Linked DNA regions of Homo sapiens: region 1 is linked to region 2. A link is a loop called in an ENCODE intact Hi-C map of the cell type or tissue named here. Cell type or tissue: mammary epithelial cell. All regions are shown on one strand. Each heading gives the region's core, and the rest is flanking DNA. Links, peaks and the distances in the headings are about the cores only. Region 1 overlaps CAND2 (cullin associated and neddylation dissociated 2 (putative)). Region 2 overlaps MKRN2 (makorin ring finger protein 2).

Region 1 (7,228 bases), core at 262-5,261, 270 kb before region 2:
GAGCTCAGTAATTCCTCCACTGCTTATGGACTAAAGTTCAAGTTCCTTATTATGCTGGGCTCTTCCTAAAGAATTCAATGCAGTGGGTAACAGCTTGGCATTGGAGTTGCAGAGTCCTGTGTTCAAATGGCTCTGCCCCCAAGAGCTGTGACTTCAGGTAACTACATCTTTGAGCCTCATTTCCCCATCTATAAGTAAGAGCTGCCTCGTCGTAAGAGTTGCCAAGAGGATTAAACGACACAAGTCCACACTCCCTTCTCTGAAACCCCTGGAGCCAGATGTGCTTTGGAATCCAAGACATTTTGGGTTTTAGAAAGGTAATACTGTGCAGATAACATTCCCGAGGGGTTTTGTACAATACCCTGTAATCAAATACATGAATACTCTACTACATGTATGAGTAATGTGAGTAGTACAGGTGTCCCTCAGTATCCATGGGAGTTTGGTTCCAGGATCCCAGGGGATGCCAAAATCCTCAGATGATCAAGTCCCTTATATAAAAGTGGTACATTGGTAAGAATTAAAGATCATAGCCTCATGCCACTTCAAGTCAAGTTGTGTGACAAACAGGTTCCTAAAAAGCTTTTGGTTGTCAGAGCTTGGTAGATTTCAGGGTCATGGGTAAGGACTGTGGGTGTGGATTTACCCATGCTCATCCCAATGCCCAACAGACAGCATCCTCCGCGTGGCCAGATGAGTGGCTCTTGTGGAAACTCAGGGCAGAGCTTCTCTTGCCACCTCGGCTTTACTGCAAGAATGTTCTGGCACTGCAGTGCCATATATACCTCCCTCTTAAGAACTGGGACTTTTCTTGGTGCCATAGAGCTCAGAGAAAACCAGAAATGAGAGACTGTCAAAACTGGCCTGGCCCTGTAGAAGTGTTTTTTTGGATGGACTCAATAATAAGCATATGTTAAAAATGTAAACTTACAAGGCAGGTTTCTATGAATAAACTACCAATTTTAGTGTTTTATCCACAGAAGATTTCATTTTTGAAAATCACCACTTTATGGGTATCTCTCCTCTTTAAGTGCCAACCTAAAACACTGCTCTCCTTTTGGTAATGATTCCCATCCTTAAAAAACCCAAATGTATTCTTTCATTCAACAGGTATTTACTAGGTACCACGTAGGTGCGCCAGGCTCTGCTCCCAACGCCAGCTTTCCATGAGGGCTTGCACCCCACATCCCTCCTCCAGACCCTTCAGGCACTCCAGTCTAGCAGCAGCTTTGTCCTAGACCAGTCATCTGACCCAGCTTCCCAACAAGGAGGTGAGAGATTGACAGTAGGGAACCTATCAGGCTCAATGTTACATCTTTAGTATCTCCCACGAGGCTCAGCACCCAGGAAGTGTTTAATGAATGGAAGGAGAGACAGAGGTGGGTCTGAATCCAGCTCTGCAATTTACTAGCTGTGTAGCCTTGGCCAATAACAACTTCTCAAAGCCTCTGTTCCCCTGTGTATACAATGATAATAAGAGGTACTTTATAGGGCAATGACAATGATTAAATGAAGCACTTTCACAACATCACCTGCACTGCAGGAAGTGCTCAGTAAGGGTAACTGAACGACTGGCCGAGGACTCCATAGGTGCTCCAGGGCCTGGGCTAGGGCTGGGCCAGGGACTTACCTTGGCAGTGCAGGTGGCCCTTAGTGGCTCAATGAGTCGGTCCACCCTCTGCAGGACAGGTGCAGGACACAGGGTGGCCAGCCGGGCAACCATGATGAAGGTCAGCATCTGCCCAGAGGAAGGAGATGGTTCTTAGTGAAATGGTGCAGGAGCAAGAGCAGCAGCCAGCCCTGGGAAAGAGCAGAGGCCCCACAACTGAAACCTGAAGCCCAAGTTCAGACCACCGTGAAGTCCTGCCAGAGTCTCTCCCTCTCTGGGTCTGTTTCCTCAAATGGTGACACTTTCTTTGCCAACTACACTTGGATGACCCAAGGAGGATCAGAAAAGCACCAGGGAGGGAGTCGTTCTCAAGCTCAGATGCCCACCAGTCAGGCAGATGCTGGGGATGAGTGAAGGGGGCTGCTGGGGCAGCTCTGGCTGAGTGTGGCCAGGTGGGAGTGCAAACATGTAGCTTGGGGCCACTGGATTGTTTTCAAAAGAAATCCCAATTTTCATGTAAAAAAAAAGTCTCGATTTTTAAATGTTGACACCTGATTTCAAAACCAAACAAAAACTTTTAACAACAACTAAACATGGCTGCAGGCCTAGATTCAGCCTGTAGGGGAATAATTGTCCTGTCTTTTGAAAATAGTCAAGTCCTCACAAAGAAGCCTTGCACACCATAAAGACTGGTTGTCTGAAATCCCCACGCCCTACCCATCTCCACACCCTGACCCCTAAGCCCCACAGCAAAGGAGGAGGCCCAGCCCACGGCAGCAAGGAGCAGCGGTGCTGGACTTCAGGAGCTATGACTCTTGGCTACTCCATGACCCTGTGCCCTAGAACTAGACAAGATTCCGTCTCCCCTGTGAACTGGGCGGTGTTCACTCCCTCTCTAAAGGCTCACTTGAAGACTTGATGACGCAAAGCTGTGGGCTCTATAGCTGTAACACCCACCCTCCTCACCCCAGGGGGTGGCAGCAGAGTGGACTCCAAGGCTGCACTGGTGCCTAGGCCCTGTCCTGCGCTCCTGGAGGGCAGGCATGAGAGGATATGGCCAGACTGGATGGAAGAAACAGACTTGCTCGATCCTGGAGAAAAATCCCCACAAGGTGGAGCTTTGGGCTGGCCCAGAACTCCTCACTCTGTGTCCTGGGGTCAGTAGCCCCACAAGATGCCTAATACCAGGCACACCCAGATGATGGAAGCTGAGTACACCCCTCCCGTCTGGAGCCTCCCGGAACCCTGTGGTGGAAAGTCCTGTTCAGCTTTGTGCGCCCCATCATTTTCCACTAGTTTGCATGGCATACACTGGAAAACCCAACCCCCTTTCTCAACCAAGATCTTGGGGCTGGAATCCCAGAGAACTTATGTTGTTTCTTCTTTTCTCTTTCTTGGGGGTTGGCAGGAAGCAAGAGTTTAAAGCAATAATAAAGCCGAGGGGGAGACAGGCAGACAGGAAGTGCAGGAAGGAGCGTCCCAGGAACTCCAAGTCTGGAGTGGTCAGAGGCACGCCCGCTGCAGGAGGTGCAGCCTCACCACGCGCATCGGATGCTTTAGCAGGAACATGCACTCCACCCTAGAAGCCCACCGATCACACCGTGGGTCACAGTAATGCACCAGGGTGTTCACAGCAGCATTGTCTGTAATTGTGAAAATGTGCAAATAACATACATGTGTAGCAGTGAGTGCAACAGAAATGGGAACTCCTGCAGCTGTTGACAGGACTGATATATATTGAAAAGCAAAGCAAACAACATACAGTAAATGTAAGTTAAAAGGCTGGGGAAAAAAACAGCATGTGTGTGATCCCATTTCTAGAAAACAGGTCTCATAAACTCATCTCCACAGCTTTGAGAACAGGGACCCCACCTCTCACATTGACCTTGGCGTGTTGGCACTCACTTAATACTGGCTGACTAATGAATGAGGGTCTATGTGCATCATCCCAAGAAACACACTGAGACAGCAGGCCTCTCTGGGTGTGGAGAAGCTTTTGGGTGATTATTACTTGCTTCTTTATTTGCTTTCATCTTGTGTAAATCTTTTAAAACAAGTATGGGTTACTTTTGATTACTTTGTATTAATTTTTCCTTATAAAAAGTGACTCACGCTTACAGTACATATTTTTTAAAGTTGTAATATGGGGCCGGGCGTGGTGGCTCATGCCTGTAATCCCAACACTTTGGGAGGCCGAGGTGGGTGGGTCACCTGAGGTCAGGAGTTCAAGACCAGCCTAGCCAACATGGCGAAACCCTGTCTCTACTAAAACATATAAAAATTAGCCGAGCGTGGTGGTGCACATCTGTAATCCCAGCTACTCAAGAGGCCGAGGCAGGAGAATCACTTGAACCCGGGAGGCGGAGGTTGCAGTGAGCCAAGATTGCACCAATGCACTCCAGCCTGGGCCATAAAGTGAGACTCCATCTCAAACAAATAAATAAAAACTTAAAAATAAAGTTGTAGTATAGCAGTTCCTTAAGACATTAAACACAGAATTGCCGTATGATCCAGCAATTTCACTTCTGGGTAAAGTGAAGAGAACTGAAGGCAGGATTCCAAAGGATATCGGAACACCTAGGTTCACAGTCGCATTACTCATAATAGCCAGAAGCTGGGAACACCCAAATATTTGTCCAGCGATGGATGAATGGGTAAACAAACTGGTGGTCTGTACATACAACACTGGGAAATTCTGACATGCTGCAACATGGATGAACCTTGAGGACATCAGACTAAGTGAAACAAGTTGGTCACAAAAGGACAAATACTGTATGATTCCACTTACAAGGGCAGAAACCTAGAGTAGTCAAATTCATAGAGTGTTGAATGGGTGCAGTTTTCAGTTTGGGAAGGAGAAAAGAGTTCTGAGATGGACAGTGGTGACGGCTGCACCGCAATGTGAATGTGCTTACTGCCACTGTGCTGTGCACTTTAAAATAGTGAAGATGGAGCCTGGCGCAGTGGCTCACACCTGTAATCCCAGCACTTTGGGAGGCCAGGGCAGGCAGATTACTTGAGGTCAGGAGTTCGAGACCAGCCTGGCCAATATGGTGAAACCCCGTCTCTACTAAAAATACAAAAAAAATTTAGCTGAGTGTGGTGGTGGGCACCTGTAGTCCCAGCTACTTGGGAGGCTGAGGCAGGAGAATCGCTTGAACCTGGGAGGCAGAGGTTGCAGTCAGCTGAGATCAAGCCACTGCACTCCAGCCTGAGTGACAGTGCAAGACCCTGTCTCAAAAAAAAAAAAAAAAAAACACTTCACCTGCAGATAGTAAGTTACTGAAGATAGTAACTTGTATTATTAATATTTCGCCACAATTAAATGATTTCTATCATATATGTGAATAAACTTTAACATTTAAAAAAATGATATAGAAAGATATAAATTGAAGAAACCGACGTCTCCACCAGCCCCAGACTCACTCTGTCTGTTAAGAAAATGGTCCTAACTTCTGGAACTAGCTCTTGCCACTCAACATTGGGGCTTGGAGCTCTTTCAGGTCACAACACGAAGAGATGCAGCTCGCTCCTCAATGCTGCTAGTATTCCACAGCTGAAAGTGCCCTGCAGGGTCAAAAATTTCGTCTGGGAATTTTTTTTTTTTTTTTGAGACAGGGTCTCGCTTTGTCGTCCAGGTTGGAGTGCAGTGGTGTGATCATGTTTCACTGCAGCCTCAACCTCCTGGGCTCAAGCCATCCTCCTGCCTCAGCCTCCCAAAGTGCTGGGATTACAGGCATAAGCCACCACACCTGGACAATTTTTTTTTTCTGGTTGCTGTGAAACCATCCTCCAAAGAGCCTGCCCAGTGTAGACTCCCACCAAAGGTGTTTGAGACACAGGTTCCTTTTCTTATCAGAAAACAACAATGCAGCTATTTTCATTGGGTGCCTGGAGTAGGGAGCAAGGACAAACAAGCATGGCCCCAATGGTGCCCGACTATCCCTTGGTACAGGGGCACATAGATCTGGCAGGGGGCTTGGTCTTACCCGGATGTCGTAGTGGTCCTTCAGCCCGTCCTCCACATGGTTCAGGAACTCACAGATATCCAGCTGGCCCAGGCAGCTCTCAAGCAGTGAATACATGCATTCAAAGGCCGCCTTCCGCACGTCCAGCCCATCGTCCACTGTATGTTTAAAGGGCCCCATCTCCACCTGCAGGAGGGATGAAGGTTGGTGATATGGCCCCAGGGTGTAAGGACACCTCTTCTAGCTTCTGCTACAAACCCCACATCTCTATTCCACAATCCATGCCAGCCCCAAATCGTGCCTTATACTCTCAAGTCTCCATGCCTTTGCTCAGCCTGCAGTGTCATTTCCCCCAAGTGATAACAGTGGCAATAAGAACAATTATTCTTATAATCTACTGAGCAGGCACTGTCTGAGTGGCAGGCACTGTGCTGACTGCTTGACTGATGACGTTTCATTCAAGCATCACAAATGCCATCAGAAGTAAATGTTACTGGCCAGGCACAGTGGTTCACGCCTATAATCCCAGCACTTTGGGAGGCCAAGGCGGGCGGATCATGAAGTCAGGAGATTGAGGCCATCCTGGCTAACATGGCGAAACTTCACCTCTACTAAAAATACAAAAAAATTAGCCGGGCATGGTGGCACGTGCCTGTAGTCCCAGCTACTTGGGTGGCTGAGGCAGGAGAATTGCTTGAACCAGGGAGGTGGAGGTTGCAGTGAGCTGAGATCGCGCCACTGCACTCCAGCCTGGGTGACAGAGCGAGACTCCATCTCAAAAAAAAAAAAAAAAAAGTAAATGTTACTGATCCCATTTAATGACAGATGAGGAAACTGAGTTGGGCAGGTTAATTAACTGAGCTGGACAGGTTAAGGATACACTGCTTGTAAGTGGCTGAACTGGAATTTAAAACCCAGGTAGGTTGGGCATGATGGCTGTCCTCCCAGCACTTTGAGAGGCCGAGGCAGGAGGAATTTGAGACGTCTGGGCAACATGGCAAAACCGCATCTCTACAAAAAAATACAAAATATTAGCTAGGTGTGGTGGTACACGCCTGTAGTCCCAGCTACTCAGGAGGCTGAGGTGGGAGGATCGCTTGAGCCCAGGAGGTCGAGGCTGCAGTGAGCTGTGATTGTGCCACTGCACTCCAGCCTAGGTGACACAGCAAGATCCTGTCTCAAAAAAAAACAACAAAAAAGACACCCAGGTCTTTCTGAAGCTTTCAACCATGAAGCCCTGTTTTAATGGTAAACACCTTTTCACCCTTCAAAGCCCAGCTTAAAGGGCCTCAATGCTGCTAGTATTCCACAGCTCAAACTTACTAAATCACCTTTAACCTCTGCCCCCGAATCCTTCCTTTACCAGGTGGGCTCTAAGTGAAACGCAGCTGCTCCTTGGTGTATGATGGGATTACATCACAATAGGTCCATTGTAAGTTGGCTTCCAGAAGCAATCCCATCATAAGGTGAGGAGCCTGCTGAACGCTACTGCTTTTGCACCATTGTAAAGTTGAACCATTGTAAGGCGGGGGCTGTCTGTAATCAGCAGAGTTGGCATCTCTGTCCTTTAGGGGGCCACGATGAACTCCTTGGTGGCAGAAACCCAGTCAGGCCCAACTCTGAGTCCTGGCACTTGGGCGCAGTGCAGATG
Region 2 (8,424 bases), core at 1,214-6,213:
TGGCATCCAATCATAAATTACTAGATATGCCAAAAAGCAGAAAATAATGTGACCTATAACCAGGAGAAAAATAAAGAACAGGAATTACAGAGATGATGGAATCAGCAAAATAAGACCTTAAGAACAGCTATTATACATATGCTCAATATGCTGAAAGATTTAAAGAAAAACATAAACATAATGTGGAGAGAAATGGATGATTTAAATAAGACCAAATACTAGGTGTGGTGGCTCACGCCTATAATCCCAGCGCTTTGGGAGACTGAGGTGGGTGGATGACCAGAGGTCAGGAGTTCGAAACCAGCCTGGTCAACATGGTGAAACACCATCTCTATTAAAAATACAAAAATTAGCCAGGTGTGGTGGCAGGTGCCTGTAATCCCAGCTACTTGGGAGGCTGAGGCAGGAGAATCACCTGAACCCTGGAGGCGGAGGTTGCAGTGAGCCAAGATCGCGCCATTGCACTCCAGCCTGGGCAATAAGAGCGAAACTCCACCTCAAAACAAAACAAAACAAAAAACAAATGAAACTTCTAGAAGTGAAAAATACAATGTCTGAAATGAGAATTACATTAGATGAGTTTAGTAGATGGGATACTACAAAGGAAAATATCAGAATACTTGAAGACACAGAATAGAAACCATCTGAGAGAGAGAGAGAGAGAAACAAACTTGCTTCTGACTACCAAGGAGCATGGATCTTGGCTTCTCACTGTAAAAAAACAAAACAAAACAAAACAAACCCAACTGAAAAATGAAACAAAATATGTGAAACAACTGCTTTCAGACAATAGAAAAAAGGACTGGTCCTTAAGAGAAGGGAAACACAGGAAGTAAGCCCCACATTTAGTCTGACTTCCTACCTGGAGGCATATTCTAGGTCTTGGTACTGGGAGTAGAACCTCAGGCAAATCACAGAGATTGAGTTTAGGGAGGCTGCAGGGATTCTTTAAAGATCCATAAATAGTCTGGGCTCAGAGGCTCATGCCCGTAATCCCACCACTTCAGGAGGCCAAGGTGTGAGGACTGCTTGAACCCAGGAGTTTGAGGTCAGCCTGGGCAACATGGCAAAACCCAATCTGTATAAAAAATACAAAAATCAGCCGTGCATGATGGCTACTTGGGGGCCTGAGGTGGGAGGACTGCTTGAGCCCAGAAGGAGAGAGCCTGCAGTGAGCTCTGTTTGCACCACTGTACTCCAGCCTGGGTGACAAAGCAAGACCCTGTCTCAAAACAAACAAAAAAACAAACAAAAAACCCTGTAAATAGAACCACACATAGGCCGCATGCAGTGGCTCATGCCTGTAATCCCAGCACTTTGGGAGGCCAAGGTGAGTGGATTGCTTGAGCTCAGGAGTTTGAGATGAGACTGGGCAACATGGTGAAACCTCGTCTCTACCAAAAAATATACAAAAAATTAGCCAGGCACGGTAGCGTGCACCTGTGCTCCCAGCTACTTGGGAAGATGAGGTAGGAGGATCGATTGAGCCCAGGAGGCAGTGGTTGCAATAAGCCAAGATCATGCTGCTGCACTCTAGCCTGGGTGACAGAGTGAGACCCTGTCTCCCAAAAAAAAAAAAAAAAAAAAAAAAAAAGGTAAGTTGGGGAAAGAATCTTTTCAACAAATGATGCTGGACCCAAAATCGACTTGGAAAAAACTTAAATATGTACCTGCTGATATGACCCAAAATGAAGTATAAAACAACCTATGACGTATTCTAGCCAGAAACAATTAATTTGAATCCACAAAACTCCAGATCTAACATCCAGTTCATAGAAAATACAGGAGACTGGGGACAACCTATGAAAGACATCTCGAGAAAACAACCAAATAAATACAAAAGAGGCTGTACGTGGGACCTAGGCCTACTGTCTTTATAAGTGCCATGTAACTAAAGGAGGCTGAGTTTGGAAGACAGTTTGACAGTTTCTTAAAAAATGTAAACATAAATCTACCATATGACCCAACAATTCTACGCCTAGGTATGTACCCAAGAAAATGAAAATCTATGTCCACACAAATACTTGTACATGAATGTCCAAAGCAGCACTATGCATAACAGCCAAAAAGTGGAAACAATCCAAATGTCCATCAACTGATGAACAGACAGAGAAAATGTGATTTATCCATACAATGGGCTCTTATCCAGCCATAAAAAGGAAAGAAGTACTGGCACACACTACAACATGGGTGAACCTTGAAAACATTACGCAGAGTGAAAGAAGCTGGACACAAAAGACCACATGTTGCATGATTCCATTTATATGCAATGTCAGAAAAGGCAAATCTACAGAGACAAAAAGTAGATTAAGTGGTTGCCTAGGGTTGGGAGGAGAGAAGTGAGGGTGACTGTTAATGGGCACAAGGGATCTTTTGGGGGTGATAGAAATGTCCTAAAATTTAACTGTGGTGATGGTTGTACAACTTTGTAAATTCATTAAAAAGTTTTGCACTGTACACTTCAAACAGGTAAATTTTATGGTATATAAGTTATACCTCAGAAAAAGCTGTTAAAAAAGAGAAAAAAGGGAAGGGACAATGCTAGGTTAGCAGACAGAACACAAGGGACATAACCAGATGCAATACTTACCTCTGGACTAGAATCTGGTTTCAACAAACCAGATACAAAAGACATTTTTGAAACCAGATATTTTGAAAGATATTTTGAAATAAATGTGAGTATGGACTAGGTATAAAATGAAAATTTATTAATATGGAAAGTTAAACACAATTAACTGAGAAGAGTAGATTATAAAACAGCTAATGGTGCAGCTTCTATAGAAAAACAGTACGGAAGTTCCTTAAAAAATTAAAAATATATTTACCATATGATCCGGCAATTCCACTTCTGGGTATAGACACAAAATAATTCAGGCCAGGCCCAGTGGCTCACGCCTGTAATCCCAGAACTGTGGGAGGCCGAGGTGGGTGGATCACCTGAGGTCAGGAATTTGAGACCAGCCGGATCAACATGGTGAAACCCCATCTCTACTAAAAATACAAAAATTAGCCGGGCGTGGTGGTGGGCGCCTGTAATCCCAGCTACTTTGGGGGCCGAGGCAGGAGAATCACTTGAACCTGGGAGGGAGAGGTTGCAGTGAGCCAAGATCACGCCACTGCACTCCAGCCTGGGCAACAGAGTGAATCTGTTTCAAAAAAAATAGAAGACTTCAAAGTAGGGACTCAAACAAACATTTGCACACCCGTGTTCATACCAGCATTATTCACAATAGCCAAAAGGTGGAAGCAACTCAAGCGTGCGCTAATGGACGAATGCATAAACAAGATGTGGTCTATCCATACAATCAAGCTTAAAAAGAAAGGTGATTCTGGCCGGGTGTGGTGGCTCACACCCGTAATCCCAGCACTTTGGGAGGCCGAGGCAGGCGGATCATGAGGTCAGGAGTTCAAGACCAGCCTGGCCAACATGGTGAAACCCCGTCTCTACTAAAAATACAAAAAGTAGCCGGGCATGGTGGCAGGTGCCTGTAATCCCAGCTACTCGGGAAGCTGAGGCATGAGAATCGCTTGAACTCAGGAGGCGGAGGCTGCAGTGAGCCGAGATCGTGCCACTGCACTCCAGCCTGGCGACAGAGTGAGACTCCGTCTCAGGAAAAAAAAAAAAAAAAAAAAAAGAACTAGACAACAGGAGGGAATGGTATGCAAGGAATGCCAGGGAGGCCCGAGAGGCCCAGACTGCTGGTGTCTCCAGAGAAAGGGTACTAGTGAACATGCTGCACATCCGCCCCAATCAGAAACCTCTGACTTCTCCACCTGTTTCTCTCCCCAAAAGCAGAGGAAGTGCTGACCAGACCTACCTGACAGTTTATTTTTTTCCCAGGGAAATTATAAAAGGATATTCTAGTATATAAGTCAGTCTCTCATGCGTTTGGCTAGTATGAGCCACCTCTATGTACACCAACAGAATCAAATTTCTGAGCCTACAAAATGAGAACTGGACCTCATGACTTAAGTGACTATACAATGGTGCCATCCTACAGCCTTTGCTAGGTAGTCAGCTAGGCTTTCCCCAGGAAACACCCTCTTGTGGCCTACCATTAGATCAGCAGTCCCCAATCTTTTTGGAGCCAGGGACCAGTTTTATGGAAGACAATTTTTCCACGGAATGGGGGGATGGGGGATGGTTTCAGGATGATTCAAGCACATTACATTTATTGTGCACTTTATTATTATAATATATAATGAAATAAGTATACAACTCACCATAGTGTAGAATCAGTGGAACACTGAGCTTGTTTTTCTGCAACTAGATGGTCCCATCTGGGGGTCATGGGAGACAGTGACAGTTCATCAGGCATTAGATTCTCATAAGAAGCACACAACGTAGATCCCTCACATGCACAGCTGACAATAGGGTTAGTGCTTCTATTAGAATCTAATGCTGCTGCTGATCTGACAGGAGGTGGAGCTCAGGTGGTAATGTGAGTGATGGGGAGTGGCTATAAACACAGATAAAGCTTTGCTCACTTGCCCACTACTCACCTCCTGCTGTGTGGCCTGGTTCCTAAAAGGCCATAGACTGGTTGGGGACCACTGCACTAGATCAGACATTGTGCAGTAATTTGCCATAAGGCTGTTAAAGTTTTATTTTTTAAAAAGAAAAAGCACAAACAGAAGCTGGGAAACTTTTTGTTAGAAACTTAGAGTTCCTGTTATTTACAATACCGATTTTATAAATGCACAGAAGAGAGTTACACAGCAGATGTGAGACTGCTATCCTTAGGAAGGTCTGCTTCCAAGGCTGCCCCTTGCCTGGCATCTGGGAACTTGGCTAGTAACAGTTCTCTACACAGATACAAAATTTTCCCTAAATGATGGAGAGTGTCTCGCTGTGTCTAAACTGATGTACAATGTAGTTCATGCTGAAAACCTGCTTGCCTTCTGGGAGTCTGGAATTTTGGTTCATGCTAGGCAGAGGGTGCCTATGTGACCAGCTTGGGCACTGAATCCCTAATGGGCTTCCCTGGACACATGTTGCTGCATTTTCATTGCTGTGTGGCCCTCTCAGGGAGGGACAGATGTAGGAAGCCTGCACCCAGGCTCCTCCAGACCCCCCATGTCTTCTGCCATCATGATCTGGCTGTGACCCCTTACTAGATATGGTAATAATCTCAGCCTTGAATACAGCTGTATACTGGGACCCACTTGTCCTAGTTCTAGACAGTCTCTGGATTTGGGGTGGTCTTGGAGATCCCAAACACAAAAGTAGAGTATACATCTAAGCAGTTTGAGAATTATTTTTGAGAAATGCTACTCAAGACTGCAATATTTCAATTGTCCTCAGACATGGTAATCTTTGAAGGTATAATAATTTAAAAAAAAAAGTCAGTGCCAAGAGCCAAGTCTGAATGACAAAGAGGTATCAGGATTAGTAAACTCATAAATACTGAAAGAGGACAGGTTCAAAGTGGCAACATAAGCAGTTAAACAAAAGTGATATCGAATAAATACTGTATAGTTTCTTTCCTTTTCTCGGGTAGAGACAGGATCTTGCTATGTTGCCCAGGCTGGTCTCAAACTCCAGGGCTCAAGTGATCTTCCTACCTCAGCCTCCCCAAGTGCTGGGATTATAGGAATGAGCCACTGCACCAGCCAATACTGTATTGTTTCTTTTGAAGCAATTAGAACAGAAAATTTCCTGAAAGAACCAGGGTGGAAGACTACCACAGGCCCTCTACCAGATACTATTTGTTAACAAGGCAGACAAGAAGAAAGACTTTTTTAGGTAGTGGTCTCCTGCAAGGATGCCTTTTATAATTCTACCTCCGCCTTCCATACGTCCTATCCAGAAAACTTGCCTTCCAAACTGCACTAATTATCTCTTCCACTAAAATACAAATATTTAACTGCCAACCAGAGCTTCTAGTTAATTTTGCCATTTATAAGCTGGTGACTTCATAAAAGCCACTTCACTTCTGTAAGTGACTGAGCTGAGATTTAAACAGATTCAAAAATAATTTCTAGACCACCATCACTGCCTTCAAGAAAGGAAAGTATGAAATGAGAGTTATGTAAGAGGTGAAGTCAGCCCAGTCCTATTTTTGTAGCATATGTCACCATTTCCACTCCCCAGTGACAAGCACAAAGCCACCTAGAGCACATCCTGCTTGTCCTTTGGGGCATCTCTGTCATGTGCTTATAGTCACTCCTCTCCATCTATGTTATACTGATCTTACTCCAAGCCTCTTTCATGTTGCGCTTTGTAATGAATTTCCAACTGCTCAACCTTTCTGATGGACAAACCGCCCCTCATATCTTCCAAGAGAGACGACTGAGACATGAACTGGAGGAGGGGAGAGACGACTAGGTGGGTGAAGTGCATAGCTGGAGACTCAGAGCAGGTAGGTTCTTTCTGGGGGACACTCCAAAGGGGTGTTACCCTGGGTAAACCCAAAAGACTGTTTCAGACAGTATGGCTATTATACACTGCAGAGCATATCAGGTTCACTGCTGGCCACAGAACCACCAGCAGCTCCAGCAGCAGCAGTGCTAAGCAAAACAATCAATCTGGTTTCTTACAGGCCCTTGAATGTTGCCTGTTTAGCAAAACGCTTTTGCAAATCACTTCCAAGTATACAGGTAATTTGCATCCTCAGTGTCTTTTTTTTTTTTTTTTTTTACATTTTCCTACATATTTTCACAGGCTAAAATTTTACGGCTATACTCCTTGTGACAGCAGATCCACTGAGGGGGAAGGAAGCAAATGGTAGGCACTGTGGCAGGCTTGCAATAAATGTACTGATTAGAGGCGGGAATGAAATGAAGTACAGTGTGGTGGTGAAGACACTGAAGTCAGACTGCTTGCTATGTGAGCTTAAGCAAGTTATTTAAGTCACTGAGCCTCAGTTTCCCCATCTGTAATGTGATTATAATAACTGCACTTACTTCATAGACTGCTATGATAGACTACTGGGACATTTAACTGAGAAAATGCATGTAAGTGCTCATCCTAATACAAAATAAATGGTTTGTTGCTATTATTTAATTTTTAAACAGCCCTGCCGGTTAGGCATTACCATCCTCATTTCACAGATGAGGCAGTTGTTGCACAGGTGGTACCAGGATTAGAATCCAGAACTGCCCAACCCTGGGGCTCAAACTCTTCCTACCACCTGCCAGCTGAAAAGATCCCCCATGTTTTGTGACTTTCAAAGAATCAAAAGCCCCCTAGGTTTGACTATCTTAGGACAATGAAATCCTGTGTCTTCTAATAGTGATTATGAGATGCAGGGAAGCTCTATCACAAGAGGAGAAGGTGAAATAAACTGGTTACTAAGCTATAATAAGGGCCTCCCCCAGGGCTCCGAAAACAGACTGGAAGACAGGGAGATGGTTGTGGGGGAGGGGAATCAGCAAAAAGGCACAGATTGAGATTCTGGATAGAGCGGCATGTCAAGGAATCAGAAGAGCTGACTGACAGCATAACTGTACGAGCAGTCATTTTTACCACTCCAGGCAATAAAAACATGGAGTGTCTTTGTCATTAGGTTTGAGACTCCTAGCATTTGATAAGCAACTCTTGGAGATACATAATATCTAACAGATTGGAAGCAAAACTGACATTATTCTGCTGTCATTCAAAATAAACATGTACATCACATCCCACAGTCAGGAAAACAAACCTAAAACTTTGTGACCTGAGATTAAAAAAAACAAAAAAACAAACAAAACCCACAAAAAACCGCACACGCTGCTTAGATCTGGTCCCCAAAATAAATCATACCTTGAACATTTCCTATAAATTATCAATGTCTAGAGACAAGGCTTTTGTTAATGAGATAATAAAGTGAGAAAAGCTTTTGGTAGATAAGCTGGTAGAAAAGTTGATGGTAGATAAACACACTAATGTAAACTTGGTACTCTTGGTCATATTGGTTTTTTCCCACTTAAAACACCTGTTATGTTTTTTATTTGGCAAGGCAGTCATCGGGAGCCCTGACTCCTTTACACCCTTTTGTGAGTAAACTTCTTTGCAGTTTTACATATCCTTGTATGAGTTTCCTTTCATGGGAACACATTAAAAGCTTTGATAAGTCCTGCAATAAATAAATTTTAATTTAGCATTTCAAAACTTATCTGGAGGCCCTACAGTCTATGAGGGCATGAACTTTGATTTCACACCTCTGTCACTTGGAAGCTAAATGACCTTAGGCAAGTCGCTTCAATGCTGAGGCTCAGTTTTACGATCTGTGGAAGAGCGCTGGTTGCTGGATTATACACTACAGTACCTAAGAGCCGCAGCACATTGTAAGTCCCCAACAAACATGACTAAACACTTAAACAGAAGTGATCCCTTCTCAACATTCCAACCCAATCTTCATTTATATGGAGCAACATCCTACAGAACACCCCTGTTTGGGAAACAGAATTAAAGCTTTCAAGTCAAGCTATCTCCAGGTATAC

What was found. A loop is a pair of places that touch in the nucleus more often than their neighbours do. Peaks named below come from ENCODE experiments on the same cell type or tissue, not always from the same donor. Only the 100,000 strongest peaks of a DNase experiment are listed, where the experiment ranks them.
Region 1: it touches region 2 in a loop (4-fold over the local background); 15 of 110 quality-filtered maps call a loop at or near these places.

What each region holds. Positions count from the first base shown.
Region 1 is chr3:12,825,975-12,833,202 of GRCh38, reverse strand. It overlaps CAND2 (cullin associated and neddylation dissociated 2 (putative)), which reads right to left. Exons shown (of 15, transcript NM_001162499.2): 13 at 5,599-5,763; 14 at 1,631-1,738. Among named protein-coding and RNA genes, the nearest start is that of SNORA7A, 11 kb to the left of the region's middle. RefSeq lists an enhancer at 2,132-3,080. In mammary epithelial cell, for the core only: CTCF peaks have their summits at 2,222 and 2,715 (motif pointing right); no DNase peak of the experiment used is centred there.
Region 2 is chr3:12,558,695-12,567,118 of GRCh38, reverse strand. The region is part of intron 1 of MKRN2 (makorin ring finger protein 2); the gene reads right to left. It also overlaps a transcript of MKRN2OS not described here. Among named protein-coding and RNA genes, the nearest start is that of MKRN2, 5.8 kb to the right of the region's middle. RefSeq lists enhancers at 5,898-5,987, 6,168-6,347. In mammary epithelial cell, for the core only: a CTCF peak has its summit at 4,039 (motif pointing left); no DNase peak of the experiment used is centred there.